Regions from separate parts of the Mus musculus genome. Here regions 1, 2, 3, 4, 6 and 7 are each linked to region 5. The links are chromatin loops, found by intact Hi-C in ENCODE. Cell type or tissue: left cerebral cortex. All regions are shown on one strand. Region 1 overlaps Syt1 (synaptotagmin I). Region 2 overlaps Nav3 (neuron navigator 3). Region 3 overlaps Syt1 (synaptotagmin I). Region 4 has its middle 100 kb from the start of Gm40757. Region 5 holds the start of Gm36601 (a long non-coding RNA gene). Region 6 overlaps Nav3 (neuron navigator 3). Region 7 overlaps Syt1 (synaptotagmin I).

Region 1 (4,000 bases), 68 kb before region 5:
ACTGGTGCCAATGGCTCTGAGACTTGATCGGAGCCTAGTAGATAACATTTATGGACCAGCATTCAGTAGTGGAGACATGTTAGAATCAACATGGAAGGGATAATTATAAAATATGAGATATTATGAAATATCTCATATAAAATATGAAATAATTTTTAAAATATGGGACCATATCACCATTTAACTAGTTCAGACTCTGTGGAGACAGTGGTTTTCAGAATTCCTCAAGATACAACAATATGAAGCTAGAGCAGATAATTACAGATAGACATACCAATGTCATTGGTGCCTCAAAAGCCAACATCTAGCACAAACCTTTGCCACTGGCTACTTTACTCATTTTGAATAAATATATAAAATCAATAGTAAGTTCTGCCTTTCTCCCTGCTGTGTGGACTAACAATTTCAGATTTTTAGTGCAGGGAATTGAACTCAGGGAACTACACTCCTAATCGTTCTTTGACTAAAAATTTATTTCTGCACACGACCCATCACAGAGATTATGTCAGGAAACTAGGAAGTTGAAGAAGTAAGGTGCAGTAAGAAGGAAGCCTGCATTCGCTAAGAAAAACACAAACAAACAAAAACCCTCCAATGAAAGTTTTCTGCAAAGGCCCATTAACCTACTTTGCTTTCTCCCCCCCCCCCTTCCCACACTCTCCACCCCCCCCCCCCCGACACACACACACACACAAGTAACCTGTGCCTATGAATCCACCAGGGATATGGCAAGCCCACATCACCAGAAGTAGGGCAAGTATGATCATATTGGCTATAGGAGCTGAATGCCTGATGCAGAAGTTCCAGATAATGAGACTCAATTACATATCCAAGCAGACTTCTGCAGCATCAGCTGCCGCGCTACTGAATATGGAAGATGCTGTGCTGTCGACCTGCAGCGGCTCATAACTGCAACCGATGCTGACTCCAGAGCGGCTCGGGTTTTTCTAATGAAACAGTTGGTGCATAAAACAGTCAGAATGTCATCAGCACCCGTCTCCCCACCTCGGCCAAAGGAGACGTAAAGGACACACCGCAGCATGCTGTGAGCTCCTGCCTCTCTCTGTTCCTATTCTGTGGTCAGAGGTAGCTATTACATAGGAAGTCTGAGAGTACCAACATGGCAAGGATGTGTGTAGCAAGAACCACTTGCAGATTTCTGCTTGTGATTGTGTTCAGAAAAGCTGGTGACACACAGACCCTGCATCCCAGGATCCCACTGGTGTGTAACTATCATAGATATGGAACTTTGCATAAGCAGAATATTCTTCACTTGTGTTTTCTCGGACAGCAGGAAATTGGAAACAACCCAGATACCATCCTCAGAACAATTTGAGTATTTATCCATCCTAAATAGCAATCGGATTACCAAAGTTATACTACACCTCTAGACTATAATATGGAGAGTTAAGTTGCAGATTTAGAATATGACGTCAATTTTTAAGTTTGAAAAAATAATAAGATACACAAGGGTTGTGGTGCCATAGATACAGTTGAAAGCATGTAAAACCAAAACCAAGCATGTATGCAATAAGACACTCATAGGAGTGACAAATTGTGAAAAGAGACTTGAGAACCACAGAGCCCTAGTCGAGGTAATATCGCAAGCAGAAATACGCACATGGTTCTTGTTACACACACCCTTGCCACATTGGTCCTCTCATACTTCCTAAGTCTTTGGCCTATTTTATTTTTCCCCCCTTAAAAAAAAAATCCTGAAGGGGGCAGCAAATCCAGATAATTGCTGCTTGCTATGCTGCATCCTGGCTCCTGGGTACCTTGCTTCTTTGCCTTTGACTGTCTCTAAGTCAGTTGCTCTGCCACCCACTGTGTCACCCCCATCAGCTTCTGGCTGTCTCTCAGGACTGATAAATATAATGCTATCTGGAATGTTCCCTGCTGCTCCTTCAATCCACATTCCTCACACATTTCTGCCTAATGGGAAGGGAGGGAAACAGAAGCAAGCCAGTCTTGAATTAAAATTCTTTTTTCCAGTTCAAAGTCGCATAAAGGAGACGAGATGTGAGTGGACAGCCACATCTTCCTCCATTCTGAAGCAACGGCACAAAAATCTAATTAGAAGGCATCTCACACAGACACAAAGGACACTTATGTAAATTGGAGGGATGCTGAAGGGGTGGGCTGAGCCACTGCAAAGGACCAGGGGTTCCTTTCTCTCTGTTGACATTTACTCCTTTCCTTCTTAGTCACATTGTTCCTGGTTCCCCAAGGGGAGGAAAACATGTTCATTTTTAGCACACCTTCTAGAATTTCTCTCCTTTCTATTAACCTGGAGTCTTGCCACGTTCAGATTCCACCGGGCAAAGCAGAATTCAAAGATGCATTTTTTGGGAAATGGAGTAATCATAAGGACTGTAAGTGACTGGGGGATCCTGTGGAAGAGTGGGAGAGAAGAAATGTAGGAGCCAGGGGCGCCGGGGACACCACAAGAAAACCTACAGAGTCAACTAACCTGGGCCCATTGGGGCTCACAGAGACTGAACTACCAACCAGGGAGCCAGGATGGGACTGACCTAGGCCCTCTGCGCATATGTTACAGCTGTGCAGCTTGGACTTCTTGTCGAACTCTTAACAGTGGGATCAGGGCTGTCTGACTGTTGCCTGTCTTTGGGACCCTTTCCTCCTACTGGGTTGCCTTGTCCAGCCTTAATAAGAGAGGAGGTGCCTAGTCTTTCTGCATCTTGATATGCCTTGGCTGGTTGAGATCCATGGGAGACCTGCCCTTTTCTGAAGAGAAAGAGATGAGGAGAGGGTGTGAGGGGAAGCCCCAACCCCCAGCCTACAAGTTGAGAAACACTGGCTTACAGAATATTTTCAAAACGAAGTTCCTTCTATGTCTTAGACTCTTTAATATATGGATGTGTTTCCCAAACCTCTCAGGTTTAACTCAGAATAGCTGGATCTCCAAGCTGAGAAGTTGTTTCCTCTAAGAACACCCAAAGGGTTTGCGTTCATAGGTTACACACCTTCTAGAAAATTCCAGGAGAGGCAGTCTAAGGTCATCCAGGACATGAGTCCTGATCACTGTGCCCAGAAATTCAGGAGACCCAAACTAGAGTATCCTTGGCTGAAGATCTGTGATGGACTCTCTCTCTGTCTTCGTATGTTTGGTGCAGATGGCTCTCATGTTGGATGTTGTGGAAACATATAGAGAGAATATCTTGTGTGTTGTATGGATACATTAGCTGTCAATTAAAAAGCCAATGGCTTAGGAGGAAATAAAAGGTGGGACATCCAGGAGGAGAAGGAATTCTGAGATAGAGCCAGGTGCAGAAGATCTGCCCAGGAAGATGTGAGTAGATGGGTGAATGGTATCTAAGCACAGGCAACAGACATGTGACAAAATGTAGATTAAAATAAACATGTTATCTAAGTTGTGATCTAGTCAGAGAAGAGTCTTAGCTATATGGCCAAGGTATTTGTAAATACATTTTGAGTCCGAGTCTTATTTCTGGGAGCATGGGGCTGGGAGGAAAAACCAGGACCTAATGACAAGGGAAACACTTGAAGCCACACTATAGTTTGTTTCTTCCAACATGACTTGTTTTTTGGTTTGCTTGTTTGTTTTGTTACTGCTTGCGTTTGGGTTTTGCTTTGTTTTGTTTTTGTTGGGTTTGTCTGCTTAAATGCCGGGGACATGTTTTCTACCACAGACATGTTTTCAATGTTAAACACATGTCATCAATATTTCCTCTGTACTTTTTAGTCAGTAGATGTGACGATTCTTTAATGAAATCTCATCACAAGCTACTGTCCTCCCTGTCCTGTTATCAGGGCCTCTTCTGACACGTCAGCTTTCCTCCTATGAGGAGACTTTGATGTCCCATCTGTCATCTGTTGCTTCTGTTGGTTGCCTTGTGTTTGAAGGCTAGTCTGTACTTTAGCCATTTTATGTGCAGCCATGTTTGCTGCGTCATCTTATAAAATTCATTCCATCCTAGCCATGTTTTCCTCACGTTCTTTAGTCCTGCAACCTTTC
Region 2 (4,000 bases), 1.2 Mb before region 5:
ACAAGCCTTTCTGTGTGTTGGTCAATTATTGTCACTGTATGTAATGAAACAGCCGTGAGAAACTTAGAGCAAGGGAAGAGTTATTCTTTCCTACACTTTCTTGAGAGCTCAGTCCGTGGTCATCTGGGCCCATTGGTGAAATGGTGGTGTAGAACATCACAGACACCAGAGGACATAGTGAAATGGAGATGTCCAGCATGGTAACTAGAAGTCAGAGAGAAAGAAAAGGGATGTTTTCAGAATCATAGGGCTATGCTTTAAAGAGATGTCTCAAGGACACTCTTCCATCAGAGCCTCCCTTTGAGTCTCCCACCTGGTATCAACACCTCAGCAGATGCATCAGTTGATGGTATTAGCAGTCCCTGGATAGAGTCAGTTCCTTGAAGCCTGCCCATTAGCATTTAACTGCATAATGAGTGAAGCCTTTGAGGAGTCATAGAACATAATATCTGAGATTTGCACATTTGCAGAAGTACCACCACTGCTCTCAAAGTCATTGGGTTCTTCAAATACCCCAAACGTGGAACTAAATGAACAGAGCCATCTCAGACGGTTCATTAAGTACTGGGGGGATTAGGATCTATTACTGAATTCCTTTATACCTTCATTTTGATTTCGAAACTTTAAAGTGAAGAAAATTGTGGGGCTGTGGTAAGAAGTCAAAGAAAATCTGTGTGGGTTTCTTTTTTTTTGTTTTGTTTTATTTGGGTTATGACACTAGGCATATATATGTTAGCACACATACCTAAAGTATACTTATTAATTATTAATTATAGCCCTTTTTCCAATGAAGATTTTGTGCACAAGTACGTACCCTCTCCCCAACAACACACATAAACTTTGTTTCAAAATTATTCCCAAATTATACATACAGTACAATGGGGTGTCTTAAACTCAAACATTCAAACACACACAGCCTTTAAATCCTGGATATTTTCTTGGAATTCAGCATTATTCGAATTGTGGTTACCTCACTTTTTATTGCTGCTCTGCTGAGTGACGTAGAAACTGAGCTGGAAAACCTGAGTCTTCTCTGAGCTGAAGGAGAAGGAGATGGTTGCTCATTTGTTCCTATCTGCATGTTTAATGTCTCCTGTGATCTTCCTTCTTTATATCTTCACATGAAAGCCTTGTAGTTGCTGCACTTTCCTTTCCAGCCAAAAGATAAAAGGACCCAGAGGTCTCTTGGGTACACCCTATGCTCTCTTTGGCTTTTCCTCAATGTTGACATGCCAGAAGTCCACACAAGTTCTTTGTTTTTGAAAAATAAAACAAAGGTGGGTAGGGGGGAAGTGGTTAGAAAATAAGGAGAAAGGATTCAGAAGAGGAGATAAAAGCATTTTGATGAAGTGTGGGAGTATTTTGTATATGATTGGAATCAAATTTACCAACTCTAAAATTAAATGGGATGCATTTTGACAATGTAAAATATAGTTGGTCAATATCTGTAATGAAATGTTCTCCTTTGAAAGATCTATGTGTTTATATATAATCTTTTCAGTTTCAATTATTTTTTTAAATAGTACTTGGAGAAATTTTTAATAATGGTCATTAAATTTCTACCTACATATTTTAATGCTCTTTTTGCTTTCAGAAGTGCAAAGGCATTATGAGATCAGTTCATATTTTCTTACAGCTAAGTGGTCAGGGGTGGGATTTTTCAGGAGTATTTAAGTAGAACATGATTCTAGGAAGTAGTGATGGGAAGAAACTCTTAAATAAATGACGGAGCACTAATCTAGAAAACGCAAAATTCAAGTGAAAGATGTTGATTTTTCTCCCTCAGTTTTTCACGGATGAATGATCTGTCATTCAGGATGCTTGCAGAAGTCGGACAAGAGAATATGCCTTATTATTTTGAAGTTTAAAGCAAATACACAAAGTCATTTAGGGAGTTGTTTAGAGGAGAGGTTTTACGTGGGAGGGTGATGTAAATGAAGAAGGAATATCAAGTGAAGATTGTGCTATGGGTAGCAATAAGGAATATAGAACTTTCTAAAAGAAATTGCTAATGAGGCATAAAATAATAAGTCTTTTGCTATAAAAAAATAGAGAGCCATATAATTGCTGCTTGGTTTTATGCTATGGCATTACAACGCAGAGGACATGTGGCCAGCAATCAATTACTCAAAAAGAAAAAAAAATAAACAATATCAAACAATAATCCATCAAAGGGAAAAAAAAAGCAAACTGTCTCCTCGTGTTTTTGGGTACCTCTTCATTTTACATTCTGTTCCTCTTCCCACACTTCAAGCCCTCCCTCAAGCTGCCAGCTGGAATATTGTGATTGAGAGCCGAGCACACAAACAATTACACTTTGTGGCATTTGATATAACAGACCCAGAAGGGTGGAAATGGATTTAGAAAAGAGTATGTGGCCAGCTGAAGCCACTTGGAAGGTTAGGTAAAAAAAGATCAGAAAACTGGCCTTGGCAGAGTCCTTTGTAATGTGTCTAGAGTCGAGATCCAAGAAAACCAGGATTCAATCTCTATAGAGTGGTAGTGCTGCCACAGTCTCATGGTCTAGATGGGGAGTCATCTCAGTGCCAGGTCTATCTGGCTTCAGGCATTGCTCTCATTTACCTACCTCAGTAAGAATGGCAAATGCTTAATACAACTTCATCAGTCCATCCACCTAAGAGTTGTATCCCATAAATTGGACTGAGAATCACAAAGTGCTTTCCAGAGGGCCTGTAAAAATCTCTATTTGTGCTGTGCACTGGTGGCCCAGGTGCTGGTGTGCTCTAGGCAGAGGCAAGTGGATCTCTGTTCTACAGAGAAAGTTCCAGGCCAACCAGGGTTACAGGGAGAAATCCTTTCTTGAAAATAAATAGATAGATAGATAGATAGATAGATAGATAGATAGATAGATAGATAGATAGATAGAAAGAAAGAAAGAAAGAAACAAAAACCTGTATTAGCACAGATGAGTGGCCCATGGCTTTGTCCTATTTCCAGCACTGCATTATATACCTTTTAAATGTTCTTCTGGTCTGAATTCTCTTGCTTCCTTGCATATACTATGCCAATATAAAAAAAAAATTGTTTTCTGAAAAAAATTGTTCCAATGATTCTGATTATTTTTTCTTTCCTTCCTACTTCTCTGGTCAGATCTTTCTTGGTTAGTTCCATTGCTTGCTCAACTTCACCTAACTGTAAATTAAATATTCCCAACATTCTCTCTCCTCTCCCTCTCCCTCTCTCCCATTCTCCTCTCCCTCTCCCCCTCTCCCTTTCTCCTCCCTCTCCCTCTCCCTCTCCCTTTCTCCTCTCCCTCTTCCCCCTCCCTCCCCCCTCCCCCTCCCCCTTCCTCTCTCCCTCCCCCTCCTCCTCCCCCTCTCCCTCTCCCTCTCTCTCTCCCTTTCCCTCTGTCTTTCTCTATGTCTTTCTCTTTCCCCACTGAGCACCATTGGCCATGTCCACTCTCCCCAGTCAGAGAGTGCCCTTCCAACCTACAGATGTGTTCCAGATCAAATTATATGTAGAAATGACAGATGTGGCCCTGAAAGGCATCAGAAGACAATCCTGCTCCATCCACCTCTACCCCATTCATCTTCCTGCCTTCTTAAACTCCCACAACTGTTTTGTTTCTGACTTTGTGCCTCACAGCTCCCCTAAAGCCCCCCTTCGTTCTATCTGTTCACATCATGGGAAATAGAAACTCTCTTCATAATTAAAATCTGCCTCAATTATAATTCTCCAGTGGTTTTTGTTGCTTTCTGCACTAAACCCAAAACACAACACTTCTCCTGTTCAGCATGACAGTGTCCCTTGGCTTCAACAATCTCAGGGTTCTCTTGGCTCATCTCCTTTCTGCACGACAAAACCCCAATTCTACATTTCCTTTCTGTGAACGCTGCATATGTCTATGTGGTCAACAGGAGAGGTTGTGTTATCTCACCAATCATTTCAGACTGTAAATTTCCCTTTACGTTATGTCCCTCTGTGTCTTTTTCACAAAGCTCACACTTAGAATTTGTCTTTGAACAATATATTCTCC
Region 3 (4,000 bases), 270 kb before region 5:
TGTGGCTTTATACCTTTACTAGAGAAGGAGCATAAGATGAGTTGTTTAAACTTTCAAAGCCTGGATTGAGCAATGCACTCATGAGAGAAGCTGGTATGAGAACAGTGGTACTGAGCTGGTGTCCCCTGTCCCCAGCTGTGTGGCCCTCACCTAGGCAGCCTATTGTTAGAGAGATTGTAACGCAAGTAGATGAATGTGGGCATTTGGATAACTTTTGTCTGACATCATCACCAGATGCTCAACTTAAATGTGTATTCTGGAGACACAGCTTTGAGAAAAAAAATCACCCTAATATGTCCAATTTTTGAGCTAGGAAGAATTAGGTAGAATTGTAAAAATCCATTTTAATTCATTTTTCCACTTAAACAATTCTATCTAAGCATAGAAGCACAGGTGTAAAAGTGTAAGTTATACCTTAGTGGCCTTTTATTATAATATATATCTATATACATATTAATTATATAATATATATTTTATTATATAGATAGATAGATAATATATTTTATTGTAGTATATATATCTATATACATATATAGATATATATGGAATGTGCTCACCACAAGTCAACCTTGCATATTTATAAACAGCAGCTTACTTAAATGACAGATTATAGTTGTTGGAGGGATACCGAAAGGAAATTAAATGCCTCTTTGTTTACTCTTCACCTATAAATGGATATTTTAAATTATCTGGATCGGATGTTTTTAGGAAATCCTGTTCTGAATGATGAAGTCTCCACTTCCATGGCACACTTTTAAGATTTAATGTATATGCGGATGATTCTAGGGTCATATTTTACAGAACCACCATCCCACCCTTCCGATAGCCACTTGAAGTAAAATTTCCTCAAAGTGGCCAGCAAAACAAATGGTCACATTCCATGTTGGCTACAGCTTTGTACTGATAAAGGAGTGATCTGGATCTCTCATCAGCTGACATCCTTACTAGAGATAAAATTCAGATGCATAAGGAGCAGTAGCCTGTTACGGTGTTAAATAAATTTAGGCTGAAGAGAGATCCCCGTTAGTTAGTTAGTTAGTTAGTTAGTTAGTTAGTTAGTTAGTTAGTTAGTTAGTTAGTTAGTGTTCAAATTCTAGTACCATGTAAGCCAAGAAGGGGATGCACACTTGTAATACCAGCCCTGAGGAGGTGGGGCTGTGTGAAACTCCAGAGTAAGCCTGGACTAACCACCAAGTTCTAGAAAAATTCTTGCCATAAAAAGTAAGGTGGACAACTTCTGTGAAAAAGAATCAAACCTGAACTCTGGCCTCCATATGTGCACACTAATGCATGTTTACCCACATATGTGCATACATACACAAGCATACTTGTATATGTAAATTTTAATAAATCATTAAAAAAATTATAGTAGCAACTGTTTACACACAGCATAGGCTAAGTATGTCAAACAACATTAAATAAAACTGATCTAAAAGATCCATGTTTGGAGTTAGGATGGTTGGCTCAGCAGTTAAGAATGCATATTGTTCTTACAGAGGACCCAAGTTTGGTTCCCAGCACCTATGTCAGGCAGCTTATAACTCCCTGTACCTTCAGTTCTAGGGGATATGCTGTCCTCTTCTGGCCTCCACATGCACCTGCACTCATGTGTACATACCTGCAGATCTGTATACATAATGATAAATGAAAGTTTTAAAAAGCTCATGATTGCATGCTGACTCCATCTCACCAAGTCACTTATTATTTTAGTGATTAGGCTTGTAAAAGAGAAGCTAACTACATGTATCTATCCCTTTAAGGAGGTCCTGGGTTTCCATTAATAAGCATTTTTTTTTAAATGCAAGGGATGTGCCTGCCTCTCTACAGTCTTTGCCATTTGGGTCAACGTAAGTATGAATGCAATCCCATGCACATGAGGTAGTGGTGTGTTCTGTCTTGCATCATTTTTGTCCTTGGAGTATGTGTTGCTGTTGCAGCAGTGTTGTTATTACATCGTCTTTCTTTACTTACCAAGGTCAGGCAATCGCTGCCATCTCCCCTGAAAACACAGAGTTTTCCTTCTGGGCAGGAATCTCCCTATACTCAAATCTTCTAACTATTCCCTCAAGTTTTCTTGCAAGAAATTTTCTGAAATTCCCTGATTTTTCTTCTCTTCTAAGAACAATTTTTAGCTTAGAATTCAGTGAGTCAATTATAGACATTAAAAGTTCCTCTTGCTATCTTCACATCCCACGTGTTTGCATTTTAATTATGCCTTCTGCACATGAACTATTACTCTGCATTTTTTTCTTACCGAAAATCAAGAATGTGAGAAACCTAACTTCGATTTCTTCATTATTTGGGACTTTCTTTTAGTAAGACATAGGAACCCCAATGGAGGAGTTAGAGAAAGGACTGAAGGAGGTGAAGGGGTTTGCAACCCCATAGGAAGAACAACAATATCAACCAACCAGACCCCCACCCCCAGAGCTCCCAGGGGAGTTCCACCAACCAAAGACTACACATGGAGGGACCCATGGCTCCAGCTGCATATGTAGCAGAGGATGGCCTTGTCTGGTATCAGTGGGATGGGAGGCCCTTGGTCCTATGAAGGCTCGATGACCCAGGGTAAGGGAATGCTAGGGCACGAGACAGGAGTGTGTGGGTGGGTAGGGAATCACCCTCATAGAAGCAGGGGTCAGGAGTTATAGGATGGGGGTTTTTGGAGGGGAAACCAGGAAGGGGGATAACATTTGAAATGTAAATATGTGTGTGTGTGTGTGTGTGTGTGTGTGTGTGTGTGTGTGTGCGCATGTGTATGCGTGTGTGTGCATGTGTGTGTATGTGTGTGTGTGTGCATGTGTGTGTATGTGTGTATATGTGTGTGTGTATGTGTGTGTGTGTATGTGTGTGTGTGTATGTGTGTGTGTGCCTATGCATGTGTGTGTACGTGTGTGTGTGTGTGTGTGTGTGTGTGTGTGTGTGTGTGTGTGCCTATGCATGTGTGTGTGCGTGTGTGTGTGTGTAAAGATTGGGATTAACATGAATTCATTACCATTCCTGGGTATAGAAAAGAAAGAAAACTTCCACAACTTTTCATTCAAGAAAAATGAAATAATTTTGGGTTGTCTGTCACAGTAGCTGTGAATATCTCTGAATAGCTGAATGATCCCTCGTGGGTTAAATATCCAATCAGAAGTCAGGTTGGACTGAGACCCTCAGCCCCTGGTTTCTCACCTATCAGCTGCAAGTACTTTCTACCAGATTTCTCTTGAAGCTACAGGTTGTTCTATTCTAGGCAGTGGACAACTAAGAACTAAGATCCTCTTTCCTTACAAATGAATAATTAGTGACTGTCAACCTCACGTTTTTCTCAGCCTGTGCAAAAGACATAAATGATCATGTGAAAAGATACCACAGGCCTGTTCATTCGGAGCTTATACTGATTCCTGAAGGCATTGAATGTAAATATTATTCGTTTTCATCTTTAAAAGATTATCTAGTCTGGCCTCACCAAAACATTACTTAACAGTCGTGTTCATTACAAATCCCTTCTGAGTGTTTTGCTAATTAGATACAAGAAAAATATTTCCCTTCTAAACATTATTTTGTTTATAATTGCTTTTAGGGTTTTATTGGGTTTTTTTTCCCTCACCCCCTCACAGCACAAGGTATCTCAAACCTCAAGGAGCTGCCATCTGGCTGGTTTTATATAACTATGGAAGTGCATTCAAGTGGCAATATTCCTGTGATGAATTCAAATAAATACATTGGACAGAGCCCAGGAACTACACCCAAAATAGCTTTTCTTAAAAGTCATTGGGCATAACAGTGGGAAGACTGGGAGGTCGTGCGTTGCAGCTTTGGGAACACTCGAGGATCAGTCTCCCTTTATCCTGAAGTCCAACTGTTTGGCATATATCCAGAGGAAAGGGAATCAGTATTTTTTATTAGATATTTTCTTCATTCACATTTCAAATGCTATCCCAAAAGTCCCCTATACCCTCCTCCCAACCTGCTCCTCTTCCTACTCACTCCCCACTTCTTGGTCCTGGCATTC
Region 4 (4,000 bases), 1.0 Mb before region 5:
AAGACTGGACAAAGCCATTAAGACTACCAGACAAGGGGAGCCAGCCAACTGGGATACATTAGATTACGGATGCTGCCTTTCTACTGAAGCCAATTGTTTTATTTCTCCTTAAGGGAGTCACTATTAAATCGGGCAAGAGGGTGATTGAAAGAGCACAAAAAGAAAGTAAACAAAAGATCAGAGTTTCCAGGCTAAAAGGAGACATAGTGTTGAGAACTTTTTATTTGTCTGCAGCCAGAATGGATGTAACTAGAACCCAGGGGCCTACTAAATGTTTGTCATGGCACAGGATTGCTAAACATACTGTGGGCCAGGCTTCAACAAGTCTTCCATGGCCTACTCTTTGTGAACTTGCACCAGGAAAGAGCCTGCCAACACTCCGCAGCTTCCAATTGAGTAGTGTTCTTCAAAATCTGTTTCTTCTGAGACCATGGAGATAAGAATCCTATAAAAACACACTGAAAGGCAAGGCACACATTCATAGGATTGTGGCCAAGGATTTATATTCCCGATTATATATTCAAGAGACTTCATGTTGCTTGACATAAGGGCTTACTCTTGGGCAGTGCCAATGACTTCAGTCTACTCTTTTGTCTTTTCTTCTTTTTACATAGTTGTGTTGTCTAATGTTTCTTTCTGGTCCCTCATTGTGCTCTGTATTAGGTTGGCCAGTCAGAGACAAACACTTGATTAGATGGACACCAAGAAACCTTGGCTGTTTCCTACACCTTGGGATAAGGCACTTGGGGATTCCATTTTTTTAGAGGGTATTTGGGACTTCCAAATTTCAGTGCAAGTCACGATGACTTCATTCTAGCTTATATAATAAAATTATTAAATCTTTTAGAATAAAAAGGTTGTAACAGTGATAGATAGGTCCATAAATGAATGATGCCAGGTATGATGGCACTCCTGTAGAAGATAGAATTGAGAGATTCATGCGAACCTGAGTTCAAGCCTACCCTGTGCTACATAGCAAATTCAAGGCCAGCTTCGCCTATCTACATAAGATACTATCAGTCTTCAATAACTAAGGGCTGTGGATATAGCTCAGTGGTAGAGGCCACAGAAGCTCAAGGATCTGGGTTGGATTCCTAGCATTAAACAAGAAAAGGGATGTTATTATTTGCATTACAGCAAGTGTATTAAATTAGCAGCAAAGAAAAGTACTCATCCTAAAAACTACTTGTCCACATGTTATTGATTATTTTGGAAAGCTCTGGCTTCTTTCTATCTCCCAAATAACACAGTGATTTGTTGCTTTACTAAGCAGAGGTCAAATTAATGTGAATAGGATTTCATGCCTTACAGTGATATTTACTTATCGACTATTCTTTCTCCAACTTCCTTCTGTGCATTGTGAAAGAAATGTAAAAAAAAAAAAAAAAAAAAAAAAAAAAAGACTAAAGGAATACACTGAACTCTAAAGAAAGAACAAAAATCAATTGGTTCTACTTGCTTTTCCACCGTAATGTCTTATTTATTTGCCTTCCACCAAAGGAATGTGTATATTAGAATCTCCATCCCCATGCTGGTGTTGACTCACTTGTATGTCTGTTTTTCTTCTGCCAGACTGGGTGAAATGCTGTTATAAGGAAGGGAAACACTTAGGTTGTATTGATGGAAACTGGATTTTGCAGAGAAAATGAAAGATATACTGTTCCAAATGAGAGACTTGTGACCCTTACTGTATTGCTAACAGCTCCTTTGCCAGTGAAGATTGTAGAGATATCAGATAGTCCATTTTGCCTTTTCACAATGACTCTCAATGGTAAAGGAGTGCGCTGGAATTTTTTTTAAGCTGATATCCTAACTTAAAGGAAATAAACAGTCAACAATAAAAGAAAAGTGATCTGTCATCATGACAGAACCCTATTTGGAAAGTAAGGTCTATGTACGTACGTGCGTTCGTGCGTGCATGCGTGCACGCGCGCGCGTGTGTGTGTGGGTGTATGTGTGTGTGGGTGTTAATTTGTTGAAATGACCCACAGTCTTGTATAGGCTTTCATACTGCACCTTACAAACAGTCCTATTGCTTCTGGAGTCTTCTGACTCCTGGAATCCTGCCCTCTGTTTCAGCTGACAGAAAATGCATTGTTAAAGTTTTATCCCCCAGATGGCAGCACTGCATTCTGTGTTTAGAAGGTTCTGGTCTAGTTAGTGTTTGTGAGAAAGGCGATGTAGGCGATGCAGGCTATGCAGACTTGTCTCTGACACATCTAATGTTATGGTTCTTTTTTGTGGAGGACATATACCCCAGTTCTAACGAAACAAGACTTGTGTAATCAGAGACAAATAATCCATACTACAGTGAACAGAACAGCAGTCTACTGCTACTCATAGAGCAAGGCCTCTAATTAACAGCAATGAATCCAGGGATTTGAAGTGAGCGAATATAATTCTCGGAGTTCTTTTAAAAGATCAGAGAAAGAAATGACCTCTGTTTTTAATTTTTATTTTTAGATGCAATTTTATAGGACTTTGAAAATATTTCCAAAGTGGAAGAATATTCAGTAACTGTTGACAAATTATTTTCTATAAGATACAAATGAAATGAACTGCAGACGATGGATAATAATAGGGGTGCTAAGGGTTGCTTCTGAGACACATAAAAATGAACAGCGTAGTTTCCTGGTGTGAGCATGAAGAGAAACCAGTGAGGAGATCACATCACTGCCTATGAAGCAAATCTAGCAGAACCATTTAGACTAAAACACCATCTACTTAGGTGAATGATGGTCAAAGAAATTGGAATGACACCTTAAATCTCCCCTACATGCCAGACAAACTATAGATTTAATATACTAATACACAAATGTATATTATTTACATGGAGGGATTAATTGTTTTTAATGAAATCAATGTACTGGAAGTAAAAAGAGGAAAATAAAGATTTTCATGGAAATATGAAAGATTTTGTTCTGACAGGTTTTAGAATACATACAGTTTCATGCTCTGAGAAACTCTTTATTTTCCAGTCTAATAAAATCTTTTCTTTCCTTGTCCCATTTTCACATCTGGAAAGAAAAATGATTCATATCATAGAGACATTTTAATTCAAAATGCAGAGTTTGGGTTATTTTATTTGATCTGATGTTGACAAATAGGCTGGCCACTTGTGCACAGGTAGACATATGAGTACTCCATTGTGATATAAAATATGTATTCTTCTACAGTTATTGTTATAGCACTGCCACCAACCAGTTCCGTTAAAATGTGTCTATGCACTATGACCCATAGGTCCTTACTGCTTGGGAGACAAAGACAATTAAGAAGTACTTGATTTCAGTGAGTGAATACTATTGTTGTCAAGATCAACTGAATTGACAATTGGCAACAGAATTTGTTAAAGGTAGAATGGGAATGACAGTAGGCTCTGAAGTCAAGGACATAGGATGAAAGTCATGACACTAGTTCCTAATATTTCTGTGGTTTTAAGCAGATCTTTCTGTGTGTCTTTGCAAAATAGATGGTGTGGTGGTTTAAAAGAAAACAAACCCCATGGGGCCCATAGGGTGTGGCACTATTAGAAGGAGTAGCCTTGTTGGGACAGGTGTGGCCTTGTTAGAGGAACAACTAGGGGTGGGATTTGAGATTTCAGAAGATCAAACTATGTCCAGTGTCATTCTCATTCTGCTGCTGCCAATCTGGAATAGAACTCTTAGCTACTTCTCTAGCACCATGTCTGCCTGCATGCTACCATGCCATGACAATAAAAGGTTAAATCCCTGAGCTGTAAGCCAGCCCCAGTGAAATGTTTTTCTTTATAAGAGTTATCATGGTCATGGTGTTTCTTCACAGCAATAGGTAGATAGGAACAGGAATATGTACCTATAGATTCTTTAAAAATATAATCAGCTTCATGAGAGAAGTTCTTGGCATATTGCAGATTCATTAAGGCATAACAAAGCAAAACAGTGAAAATACTAGGACTCAGAAATGGAAAAATTCAATAAAAGAAGAAACACTGGAGATAGCCTTTAAAAATCCCTTTTAAAGT
Region 5 (4,000 bases):
TATGTAGTATGGAGTGAACCATCACATAAAAGTTCTCAACAGATATCACTAGCAGACTTGCTTGTTCTTTTAAACAGATAGGAGAATAACTCTGTAGTCAAATATCACATTTGATCTCACATGTCAATGTCAGCTTTGGGTCTTCAGACCCAAATGTGTGGTTCATTTGAAAAATTCATAGAGACCAGGAAACTATTAAAGAACAATAGGGGAGAGGCTGTCAAGGAGGGGAGATAAAATGTAGTGATATAAAGACATAAAGAGGAGTAATGGAACAGGAAGGGTTAAATGGAGCAGGGTGTAGGAAGGCTAGGTAGTAGGATGAGTATGAGGAGGAATAATTAATTCTAAAGGTCTTTCAAAGAATTTATATGAAAACCTAGGACTGTAGAAGCTTCCTAAAATATATGCATATATAGTATACATACATATATACATACATAAAAAGATACGCTTCTTATATTGATAGCTATAGTTAAGTACTAGTCAATCCTCATCAGAAAACCTCCTCCTCCTCCTCCTCCTCCTTCTCCTTCTCCTTCTCCTTCTCCTCCTCCTCCTCCTCCTCTTCCTTCTCCTCCTTCTCCTCCTTCTCCTTCTTCTCCTTCATCTTAAATGTTTATTTTATTTATATGAGTACACTGTCTCTATCTTTAGACATGCCAGAAGAGGATATCAGATTCTATTACAGATGGTTGTGAGGCACCATGTGGTTGCTGGGAATTGAACTCAGGACTTCTGGAACAGCAGTCAGTGCTCCTAACCTCTGAGCCATCTCTCCAGCCCCAAAAGCTGCTTCTTGCAGCAAGACTTCAAGAGAGAATAAGACACTGAAAAGAGTTCTTCCTCAAATGGAACATCAATCTCACACCCCTGCCCCCAAGGCCCCCAAGGGATCATCAAGGACAGGATGAGAGGACTGAAAGATTTAAGAGACAGAGATGGGGTGACCATCAGGAAACAGTAGTTCCTAAACACAACAGTGCTGCTGCATGTGTGCTACCACTCATTGTGATGGTGTGCATAAGACCTGTGGAAGCTCAAGGCAGACAAAGTCCCAGATTATAATCAGGGGATGGGGATTTGCTACTGGGATTGCTACCTTCTGAGAGAGAGAGAGAGAGAGAGAGAGAGAGAGAGAGTTTTCTTTAGGGTATGAACTCTGGTAGACTAACCATGCTCTAAGGGTTGGTCCAAGATACAAAGGTATTTGAGTAATCCAGAAAAGGCTTTAAAAAGAAACAAGAAAAAGAGAGAGAAATAGAAAGCCAACTGTTGGGTGGGTGGGGAGGTGGTGGATCTGGGAAGAGTTGAGGGAGAAGAAAGGAAAATGATCAAAATGGCTGATATGAAATTCTCTTAAGAATTTTAACAAACATTTACTGAAAAGACTAAAGTGGAGAGCAACTGAAGAGAGATGCTATGTCCAGCATATGCGCATGCGCACCTAAACCCACACATATGCACACATGAGCACATACACACAAAAGGACAACAAGACCCCTTGGTGCTCTCTGCCTTTCAGAGTCTAGAGCCTGACCACTGAAGCTCCCCATAGCCTTGGCTGTAGTGTCTCTAAAGCCATCGTGTCATCTTCACTGTTCCTGCTGATTTTAAGGTCACTACACATCTGCCAGCCACCACGATTGCTTGCCCTTCTCTCTCTACCCAACAGACAAGTCCTTTTTCTAATTGTGTTAGGCCTCATCCTTCCTGCACAAAACACCCAGCAACGACAGCAGCATGCCTTCTTCAAGGCCACAGAGCCTCCAGGGGCCCAGTCTCCCTGTCTTTCCAACCATGCCTCCTTTCAGTAGCTTCCCTAACACAGCCCCAGCCTCCTGGCCTTGTTTCCTCTATGCTGAGTCTAACCCCTGTTCTCCATGACTTCCCTCCCTCCCTCCCTCCCCCAGCTGCACTTTAACTATCTGTCTCCTTCCACTAAAGTAAAAGCTCCTTATGGCCAGAGTCATCTATCCTATGCTGTCCACGTCATCCTATGCTCTGTCCACGTGTTCGGGACCAGTTCCTGGCACAAAACCTACTTTACTAAATGCTTATCAAGTAATAGGACCTCCTCTTCAGAAATACTAAATGCCAGGTGTTAGACATGGCTCACCTGGAAGGCACAATTTTCCCAAAACAAACAGCTTATCTCTTTGAAGGGAATATTTCAAACCACTCTGTGATAAGAATGTATCCCAAAGTAAAGGAATGACGCGTCACGGGCCAGGCCACGGGCCATTGGTCTTTCAGTCCTAGTGGATTAAGATCTTCCAGCATGATTTCAGCACCCAGATCTTCAGACTAAACCTAATGACTTATTTCCTTTCTCCAGACAATTGATAAACAGAAACTCCTGGTCAATTCTCAGTATCATTTACTCCATCTTTCATCTTTACAAACCTGTCGGTGTCATCTTAATGCAGTTATAGCTCCACTCTGTGGAAAAACATGGAAGGTAGGTTTAAAAATCCAACATCAGTGTGTTTCCTGAGTGAACACTGAGAAAAATCTACCAAACTATATGAGAATGGTCATCTATTAAACACACACACACACACACACACACACACACACAACAGAGAGAGAGAGAGAGAGAGAGAGAGAGAGAGAGTACACTGTCCAAGGCTATTGGATTCTTATTTAGGTAGGAAGTAAAATCTCTAAAAATTAAGTATGAAGCCAGGGTCCAATCTTTTTTATAATTTACCTGCTCTCTTTCCAAGCTTCCTTTTCTTATTTCCATCGGCTTAAAACGGCTTAAAGACATTCTGTTAGGTATTTCAACCCTGACAGTAGTTACTAAGCCATGCGTTTAAAGAATTCACAACCACAAAACACAAAGTTCATTCCGGTCAGACCTAGAAACGAAATAATTACAAGCAAATGATTTCCTATGCCTGGATGAGATTCGGCCATGGCAGCAAGCAGGGGCAGCAATGCCCTTTTCTGAAAAGAAAAAAAGGGGTGGGGGGCGAGAGAATGTTTTTCACTAGCCTATCTTGACCCTGGCCCAGGGAAAACGATCCATCACAAGGCTGCCAATAGCCAGGGATAATAGCAAATCAAGATCTCAGCACTGTCCAGCTGGCCCGGCTTCCTGATCAGGTGCAGAAGTGAATTCATGATCCCTTCCAGGAAAGCCCGGAAATATTTTAACCTGACTTTGAATGTGGCTGCCTTGAGATCGTGGGGCTACAAGCCGGCCGGCCACAGGCAAGCTGCATTTCTAAAGCGCAGAACCACTACTGTGGTCACAGCGGAGGCCTCCAACTGTTTCAAACCAGCTCCAAGGTGTGACTATTGGAAACAGTGTTCCCGTTCCCTCTGTAGCCTGCAAGAGTTTGAGGGTGAGCTCTGGTGTGCACCTGGTGTTTCACTGAACGCATTTAGAAAGCTTCAACGCCAAGAAACTAGAAACTTAGCCAAATTTATCTTTTGCCGGCCTGAGATAAAACCCCTTATCTCCACCCTCCTCAGGCTTCTGTCCCTCTTTAGGCCTCAAGCTCTTCTATCAAAACAGCCTTAAAAGCAGAGGTCTAAATTCCTTAGCTCTAAAAGAAATGTTTGTTGGAGCTTCAAGGATGACCTTTCCTCAAGGAGCTGTGTGGGCGGCAGAACTTGGAACTACAGCCTGTGCGAGAATCCGAAAGCGGGAGGTTCCTGCAACCTGCGAAACTGCACGGTATTGCAGCTGCCGGCTTGGCCCACGCTGTGGATGCAAATTCGTTTCAAAATGTCACACTGTAGACTCTTTCCTTGGGTAGGTCATAGTCCACAGATGATGTGTAAACAATTAATTTTCCCTTCAGGAACGTAAGTACAAGTACCTAAAAGGCAGGGTTAGTACAACTGACTGATCTCCCGTTTCACAAATAAATAAGAATTTATCGGCAGACATGGTCAAACCATGGTAAGCAGTAGATCAAAATGTGTGAGGTAGGGGCTGGAGAGATGGCTCAGCAGTTAAAGGCACTGACTGCTCTTCCAGAGGTCC
Region 6 (4,000 bases), 1.3 Mb before region 5:
AGTAATAATAAAGAAAAAGAAAAAGGGTTGTGGCTGACAAACTCCTGAAAATACAGGAGCTTACATGGGATCTGACACCTCCTTTGAATTCTAGAAGCATTGCGCTCAGGAGCATAAACCCACATGTATGTAAGCACATATGCACAGATAAATTGTTTTAAAAAATCAAAACAGAAAAATTTTAGGAACTATCCAGTTACATTCTTTTAAAATGTAGTTTGTGTCTGTCTGTGCGAATGTATATGCACACCTGTGTGCAGCAGTGTCCTGCAGATAGGTCAGAAGGTCAAGTGTTCTCCAACCCTCTCTGCCTAGTCCCTTGAGGTAGGATCTCTCCTTAGCTTACAGCTAACCGATAGGCCAGGAACGCCCAGGGATCTCCCTGCCTCCATCTCCAATCTAAACTACTCTTATTTAACTGCTCGGCTATCTCTTCAGCGCCCCTCCTTTTTTTTTTTTTTTTTTTTTGGCAATGCTAAGAATTGAATTCAGGACCTTCCAAGCCAATCTCTCAAATATTGGGCTATATCCTTAACCTTAAAACTTAGTTAAAGTACATTTTAACAACAGTATGGGACAATGTAGCTTAGTGTCAAACACTTGCCTTGTATGTGTGAGGCCCTGGTTTGATACCCGGTACTACAAGTAATGACATTAGTAATTGCGTCTGTGTCGGAAAATGTAGTAAGTTATGCAGGTGAAATGGGGAACGGGTTCTCTTCTTTGGAATCGTGTTTTCATAATTTATTTTGTTTGACATTTTACCGTAGTATTTAACAAGCGTACAAATTAAGTCTGATAAAAAAAAATTTTTTTGTCATTTTCTCAAATGCTTTTTACGTTTTACTTCTTCACGGTAGAACGAAATTGAAATATTGAAGGCTGAAAATGATCGGCTGAAGGCAGAGACTGGAAACACAGCTAAACCTGCCAGGCCCCCTTCTGATTCCTCAAGCACAGCCTCTTCTTCTTCTTCACGCCAGTCCTTAGGGCTTTCACTCAACAACCTGAACATCACAGAGTCTGTTACCTCAGGTAAGTCAGTGCGCATGTGCATGGGTGGGTGGATGCACGCGCGCGCGTGCGTGCATTCATGCATGTGTGCCTACATGCATACCTGTGTGCTTGTGTGCCTGTGTGTGTGTGTGTGTGTGCCTGCGTGCCTCTGTGTGTGTATGTGTGTGTGTGTGCGCATGTGTGTGCATGTGTGTTGTGAGTGTGACATGTATTTGTTCAGATCCCCACAAGTTTATTCTTTACTCCCCTAATGGCTACTAGAGGGCATCCTGAGATCAGGAAAACCTTACCTGTCTTCAAAATCCTCTCACCAGTGCTCAGATATAGCTAAAATGTATCCTAGAAAGTCATTTATTTTGTTTGTTTATTTAGCTCAATAGTTCTGGGGAGACAGGGTGTGGCCTGGAACTAGCTATATAGGCCATCTAAACTTGAATACTCAATGCTGTACCTGCCTCTGCCTCCCAAGTTCTGGGACTTTTTTTAATAGTTATACACCAACATTCTCTAATACAGAATCTTAGAGACATAGTTTTCTTATCAGTGTTCAAAAAAAATCACAGTGAAGTACTTCTGATTATGAATAGGATGAATGGGAATAAATACTCTCTGTGGTGACTGGTGTTCATGAATATAACAATAATAACTCCGTGCCAGTTAATAGAGTTTTCCTTGTACAGAGCCAATTTCTAAATTTGACTGCACTAGCCTTCACGATGTCAGCCAGAGAGCTGCTGTATCAACCATTCTGTAGCTCTATTAAATTTTCAACAAAGGGAAAAAAGAAAAAAAAAAAAAAAAAAAAAAAACGCTGGATTCTCTCGTTGTAGTCAGCATACAAATGATAGGACAGGGGTACACTTCTGATCTGATTTCAAGTAGAATCATATGACATAATTTCATCTTCATATCTGAGGTGTAACTCAATTATAAGGTACAACTCTTCCTGGGACATTCAATCATCGACATAAAATTTCCTTTAGGACTTGTTTACATGGTATCTGCGGTAATTGCATAGCACAACCACCAGAGGACACCGGAAACCAATGTTATACACATTCCTGGGTAGCTAGACAACACTGTCAGAAACAAGATACCTAACCATTTCCCCCAAATCGCACCAAGATGCACAAGGATAAGAGGGTGAGAAGGAATATTAAAAAAAAAGCGATATTAAATACTCTAAAATTGATTATAATTTTATTAAATTGCATCTTCAAATAAAGTCAGAATACTTAAAATTCTGTTTTGACAGCCTTTCATGTTATAGAAGAAGTACAATAAAAGTACTTTCCTTCACGATCTATCCAGAAAAACAATGAACAGTTCCAATTATTCAGACAAACAATGCTTTTAACCATTTGGGACAGTAGCTTATTGTTCCACTAAAGAAATTACAGAGACTTCATGACTTGAGATTGTATTCTCCTGAGAATTGTTACCTCGGGTGATATGGAAGGACATGGAGTGAGAGACGCTATCCTACTGCAAAGAGGAGGGTTTTAATATTGAGCACATAGAGAAAGAAGTAATATTATAGATAGCAAAACTTATGAACCATGTAAAATGGTGTTTTTAAAGACATTCTTTCGGTAGTCTCCCAAGGTAGGTAGTTTCCACCCCATTTTACACAGGAGTAAACCAAGTCTTAGGAACATGACTGTAGTCATATCTGTCAACATAAATAACGTATCCAGCAAGCGGAAGAAGAGGTTTTCAAGCCCAGATCTGGATGGATCACTCACTGGCTGGAGGTTTTACTAAGTTTTGCCTTAATTATCTATCTCTATAAAGCCAACGCCATTGCTCATTTGTTTAACGGTGTGGGCTTACTCCATGTTGTCAGGAGAAGTTTTTGTATTTTAAGCTTTTCAGAGCTAGTATGTCATGGAGCGGAATGACAGGCATGTGGGAACAGCAACCGAGGTACATCTGATTGGAAGGACAGCTACCTACTCAGCATCATTGCAGAGGACTCTGTACTCTCTCCTTGGTCTTTCCCTTCTCTCTGTCATGAGCACATTCTTAGAACTTCCTGATTCATTTTAGTAGGTGTGGCTTTAGTCTCAAGTGTTTATGTAGGTATCCCACGAGCCCAAACAGATAACCTGAATTCACTATGTTTTACCTCGCCTTCCCAATTTCCCTGTCTCTTCTTCACACATGCTGGGATTACAGGCATGTGCCATTATGCCAACATCATAGCCAGATCTTAAAATATGGCCTTTCCACTATTTTTGTTGTTGTGGTGGTGGTTGTTGACTGAACCAATTTTTCCTGGCCTTTTGCTTGCCTAGAGCTTGTCACTCTTTGGTCTTATGCCCAGTGCCACCTCCTGAAGGAAGCTCTATCAATCTAGGACTTTCTCCTGTCAGACTCTCTCTATTTCACTGCCCCATTCATTTCCAGCACATCCTGAAACCACTTTGTTGAGGACATACATCCAGAGAAGAAAAGAAGTTTATTTTTTCTACTTTGATATGCATCTCAATATTCAGATTACTTCCTTTTTATTCAAAGTGTTTACTTGATATTTATGAATATTTATGAGTAGCTGAGCAAGAGACTGAAGAGGAGCTTTAGTTATGAGTTATAAGAAGTTTAAATATGAGAAACCAATGGTGTGCTCCTCTAAACCGCCAAAACTTGGAACAAGTAAATTTAAGAAACAGTTTTATGAAGCTAGTATTTATATGGGATAATTCGATATATATGTGCATTCTATAACTACCAGCTCAAGTTGATGAACACTGCTGTTTCTTCAAATGCCAATAATTTATATCCTTTGAGAATTTCATTCTATTCCAGTCATTCTAAAAGACATCATAGATTATAAAGTCCTTTATTTATCCTTTTTATTGCTAAAGAATAATTAGCAATAATTCTACAACATTTTATTCTTAAGAGACTGGAAAAAGAGAAAAAGATTGACAATATCACCCCGGAAGTTTGTTAAATTAAGACACCGTCAATAAGACAAAAA
Region 7 (4,000 bases), 81 kb before region 5:
GTACTACTCAGCTATTCAAAACAATGAATTTATGAAATTCTTAGGAAAATGGATGGATTGGAGGATATCCTGAGTGAGGTAACCCAATCACAAAAGAACGCACATGATATGCACTCACTGATAAGTGGATATTAGCCCAGAAACTTAGAATGCCCTGTGCATTCTTGAAGCATCCAAAGGCACTGTCCATGCTTGGCCGATTTGGCAGCAGCTGAAATGAGATGGAACTTGCATCTAAAGGGTTTTCCTAGGACCAACGTGATAATATGAGAACCCATTCTGGTGCTGTGGTCACGCACAGTCTTTCTCATGCCCTGTCCCCATGATGGAAGAAACAGACATGTTGAAAAGACTCAGTGTCCGGGTAAATCTCACCAAGTTTGGTTTCATCGTTTTCATGAGTTTGCATTGGCTTCAGAGTCAGAATCATACTTAAAACTCCAGTTCTCCCTGCCCTCCTCTAGAAGATGCCTGCCTACCACGAACTCGACAGTGAGGGGACTCTAAAGATGGGTAAAGAAGAATGCATACTAGCCTGTTAAAGTGCTGGAGAGTGGCCTGCACATGTAGGTGCATGTAGGCATGTGTAGGTGCATGTAGAACACTTTTATCTTTGTGACTCTGCCATGTATTATGGTACAGAGGTATATGTGCATGGCTGTGGAAGTCAGAAACACCTAGAACACTGTGGGTCACGACCCCTTTGGAGAAGCCAAACACTTTTTGTGATGGTTGCCTTAGATAGCCAGAAAACACAGATATTAACATCACAGTTCATAACAGTAGCAAAACTGCAGTTACGAAGCAGCCACAAACATGCTTCTATGGTTGGGGGTCACCATGTAAGGAACATAAGGAACTGTATTAAAGGGCTGCAGCGTTAAGAAGGTTGAGAACCGCTGACCTTGAGGGATGAGTTGCTGGCCCTGAGACTTAGTGTCCCCAGCTGCTGAAAAAAGGATGATAATACCTTCTTCATAGGGAACAACGGGTGACTGTTAGCTGAACTGACCTGCAGTGGGGCTTTCCACAGGCCCTGACAAGCAGTCAGGTGATTTGTATTCTTCTGTAACTTGGCCATGACTCACTGTTTTCTCTGGATTTATCTCTGGAATTCCCCTTGAGGTGATTCGGACTTGTGGCTCACTACTTTCCGTGTACTTCCCCCACTAATAGAGAAACAAAGTTAAATTTAACATCAGGAGTTATCTTAAGAGGAAAATACATTCATTTAAAAAAAAAAAAAAGGACAACTCTGATGGTTTTGAGGAAAAAAAATCACCAAACACAGAGGGGGTTCAATGGAAGAGATGGGACACAACGCCCCCCTTCCCCACTGTGGCTCTTCAGCACCAAGTGGCAGTCTCACTACGCTGTGTCCCACTTCCAGACCAGTCCAGAGGCCTGAGAAGCTGGAAAGAGACAGGAAACTTGAGTTTTACGCTACTGACCCTCATTTGACATAGCAAGATGGCTCCCCACCCACACTCTCAGAATTGGAAACGTGAGCCTGAGGAGAGTCTATCGTCTTTGCAGAACACTGCCATCGAGACAGTAGACCTCACGTCTGGTAGCTTCTCTCTATCGACAGCACAGTTGTTTTATTTATTTATTTATTTATTTATATTCAAAGTAGATGCAAGCTCCTCCAGTGCCTCTCCCTAATGTGAGAAGACCTGATTGTCTACGATTCTTACACTCAGAGCAGAAGTGCTTGCTCTCTGTTTAGCAGTCTCCAAGTGGATGCGTGGACACATGTTATGTTCTTCTTTTCCTCCCCCAGCCACATAACTACGTGATCGTGACCTCCTCCTACTGGCCCCTTCCCCTACAAACAATGGTATCTGAGCCTCGGTCCAGTTCACACTGCCTTCGAATAGTCGTTGATTCCAGAAACTCTTAAGACATGGGAATATTCTCCTGGCTGACATCCTTTGAGCCTGGCCTAGGATACTTGAGTTCAAAGCATAGGTACAGAAAGACAGTTCAAGATGAGCCATTTTCAACAGGAGGTGGCAGTAGCAGCCAGGGATTGAGCACCCTTCCTGAGCCCTGCTCACGGGAGCCATCCAGCCATCCTGACCTGCAGTTTGGCATTCTAAAGCCAAAAGGCAGAACAAGCCTGAGGTCCCCCGCCCTCCATGAGCCCCGCAACTATTCCAAACCCCGAAATTGCACGAACACGAAAGCCAAACAAGCAAAGGAATGAGCTGTGAGGCTGTTCCTAAGTCTTACTGCAGAGGACAGAAGGAGCCCTCTCGTACATCAACTGATATGGCTTCAGAAGGGTCTTGAGGAAGGTTATGAGGAGGGTCAGCAGTACAGGCTGACTGGGAAAACAAGAACTCCAGAGCCAATCCACACCCTCGATGAGACTTAACAAGGAGACTCAGCCAAACCCTCTGACAGATTAGGGAATACGGAATCTTCTTCAGAAATTCTACGAAGGGTCCAAAAAAGATAATGGCCAGAAAAACTTGGTTTGTAAATTATGATATATAAACATACAAAGATATTTGATTTTGGCTCACTTGTTGAATTTGACCCTACAGCTCCAAATTTAGCAGACAGACTGACTGACACAAGACACAGAGACACATACACACTTTCTTTCCTTCTCTCTTTCTTGCTTTTTTTTTTTTTTTTTTTTGTCCCTGTTACAAGGCCAGAAGCAGTTGGAGTGTGGACCTATTATTTCTCTGATAATTATAATTTCCCAGAGAGTTAAGGCACACAAATTACTTTGTAATAGCTTTAAATTCTTTGCTTTGTCCTCGGTCTACAATTATGCACTCGCCCGTGCTCCCGTCATTGGTTGTCCTGATTTATGAAACCTCTGTTCTCTGATCTCAGTTTTTACCTCTGCCTCCTTTAAAATGTACAGAACGTGGCCGCAAGGTCACATTTCTCATCATCACAGAGTCCCGCTCTCAGGTGTAGTCATTACCGTCTTAATAAGGTGGGCAGTTAGGCCCTCAGTAGTCTATCTCATCCGCTAGATAATTGCTCGGCCTTCGCTGTAAAACCCCCATTTTGTGCCTCGCTCTGAGTCCAGAGTTGCCATGTTCAAACATCTATTGATTTGGTGCGTGTATTAATTAAAAACTTATTTCTCGCCAGGGATGTGATAGATGAACTGCCATGCATGAGAAAGGAACATGTAATTAATCTTACCCAGTTTCACTTGTTGCAGAAACAATGTCACCAGAAAGTTTCCTGGTAACTGCCGGGCTGTTAGCACAACCTTTTCAAAATCCAGGAACCAAACAGAGCTCAGCAGTAGACCTCTTGCTGAAGAGGTGTGAGGCCCTGGGTTCAATGCCTAGCACTGGAGGAAAAAAAAATCCTGAAATGAATGTATTCATTGTAGAATCAATTATTCATTGCAGGTAGATTTATGAGGCATGCAACCATACAAAAAGGTTTTATGTTCTTAATAGAGCAAAGATCTATAATTTCTTTTTGATCTACTTTTAAACCAGAGGGACTTTAATCCACATTTAGACATACCTAAATTCTTGTGCCTGAATGGCAAAGAGATATAGAAATTTCCAGAACATCCTTATTAGCGTGGGATCACTAACTGGGCCATAGGCTAAAGCCAAGGTTCAGTTTTATTATTTCTCTTGCTGCCTTGATCATCTTTCTGCACTCATTTGGCTTGAAGGCACAGACATTCCCTGTAGATTATCTCGACTTGGCCCTGGGTGTCTGCTACACATTTTCCTTCCTAATATGGTAGCAGGAGAGGCTCTTGGAGCTCCAGCGACTTTCCCTGGCCTTGTGGAATGTGGGGAGGAAAGAATCCCACAGAGATGAAAACATTCGAATTTGCATTGATAAAGAAAATGAAAGAAAACTGAAAAGAGGGTAGATCTCTTAAAACTTTCTTTTGTTTCCTTACTCTGGATGCGTAGCCATCTCCTAATATCTCCTGTTGGTCTGTGGAGGAATTAACATTGTTCATTTATTGACCATAACGTCAGTCATGAGCCCTGAA

The links. A loop is a pair of places that touch in the nucleus more often than their neighbours do. Peaks named below come from ENCODE experiments on the same cell type or tissue, not always from the same donor. Only the 100,000 strongest peaks of a DNase experiment are listed, where the experiment ranks them.
Region 1: it touches region 5 in a loop (2.6-fold over the local background); 17 of 42 quality-filtered maps call a loop at or near these places.
Region 2: a loop joins it to region 5, with 3 times the contacts of the local background. A loop is called at or near these places in 2 of 42 quality-filtered maps.
Region 3: it touches region 5 in a loop (6-fold over the local background); 2 of 42 quality-filtered maps call a loop at or near these places.
Region 4: it touches region 5 in a loop (7-fold over the local background); 3 of 42 quality-filtered maps call a loop at or near these places.
Region 6: it touches region 5 in a loop (5-fold over the local background); 2 of 42 quality-filtered maps call a loop at or near these places.
Region 7: a loop joins it to region 5, with 4 times the contacts of the local background. A loop is called at or near these places in 18 of 42 quality-filtered maps.

What each region holds. Positions count from the first base shown.
Region 1 is chr10:108,522,607-108,526,606 of GRCm38, reverse strand. The region is part of intron 9 of Syt1 (synaptotagmin I); the gene reads left to right. Among named protein-coding and RNA genes, the nearest start is that of Gm36601, 69 kb to the right of the region's middle. In left cerebral cortex, a CTCF peak has its summit at 1,720 (motif pointing right); DNase peaks (open chromatin) are centred at 895 and 1,816; H3K27ac peaks cover 851 bases.
Region 2 is chr10:109,698,475-109,702,474 of GRCm38, reverse strand. The region is part of intron 32 of Nav3 (neuron navigator 3); the gene reads left to right. Among named protein-coding and RNA genes, the nearest start is that of Gm40757, 100 kb to the right of the region's middle. In left cerebral cortex, no CTCF peak of the experiment used is centred here; a DNase peak (open chromatin) is centred at 2,366; H3K27ac peaks cover 379 bases.
Region 3 is chr10:108,724,775-108,728,774 of GRCm38, reverse strand. The region is part of intron 3 of Syt1 (synaptotagmin I); the gene reads left to right. Among named protein-coding and RNA genes, the nearest start is that of Gm5136, 27 kb to the right of the region's middle. In left cerebral cortex, a CTCF peak has its summit at 1,601 (motif pointing left); DNase peaks (open chromatin) are centred at 1,917, 2,172, 3,298 and 3,679; H3K27ac peaks cover 2,917 bases.
Region 4 is chr10:109,494,473-109,498,472 of GRCm38, reverse strand. No RefSeq gene overlaps it. Among named protein-coding and RNA genes, the nearest start is that of Gm40757, 100 kb to the left of the region's middle. In left cerebral cortex, a CTCF peak has its summit at 2,115 (motif pointing right); a DNase peak (open chromatin) is centred at 2,123; H3K27ac peaks cover 680 bases.
Region 5 is chr10:108,454,510-108,458,509 of GRCm38, reverse strand. Gm36601 (a long non-coding RNA gene) reads right to left here and starts at 2,754. Exons shown (of 3, transcript XR_003949034.1): 1 at 2,714-2,754. In left cerebral cortex, CTCF peaks have their summits at 2,443 and 3,860; DNase peaks (open chromatin) are centred at 895, 1,304, 2,406 and 3,631; H3K27ac peaks cover 3,533 bases.
Region 6 is chr10:109,711,268-109,715,267 of GRCm38, reverse strand. Nav3 (neuron navigator 3) reads left to right here. Exons shown (of 38, transcript NM_001368815.1): 28 at 861-1,035. Among named protein-coding and RNA genes, the nearest start is that of Gm40757, 120 kb to the right of the region's middle. In left cerebral cortex, a CTCF peak has its summit at 2,043 (motif pointing right); a DNase peak (open chromatin) is centred at 2,052; H3K27ac peaks cover 732 bases.
Region 7 is chr10:108,535,849-108,539,848 of GRCm38, reverse strand. The region is part of intron 9 of Syt1 (synaptotagmin I); the gene reads left to right. Among named protein-coding and RNA genes, the nearest start is that of Gm36601, 82 kb to the right of the region's middle. In left cerebral cortex, a CTCF peak has its summit at 2,009 (motif pointing right); a DNase peak (open chromatin) is centred at 1,972; H3K27ac peaks cover 922 bases.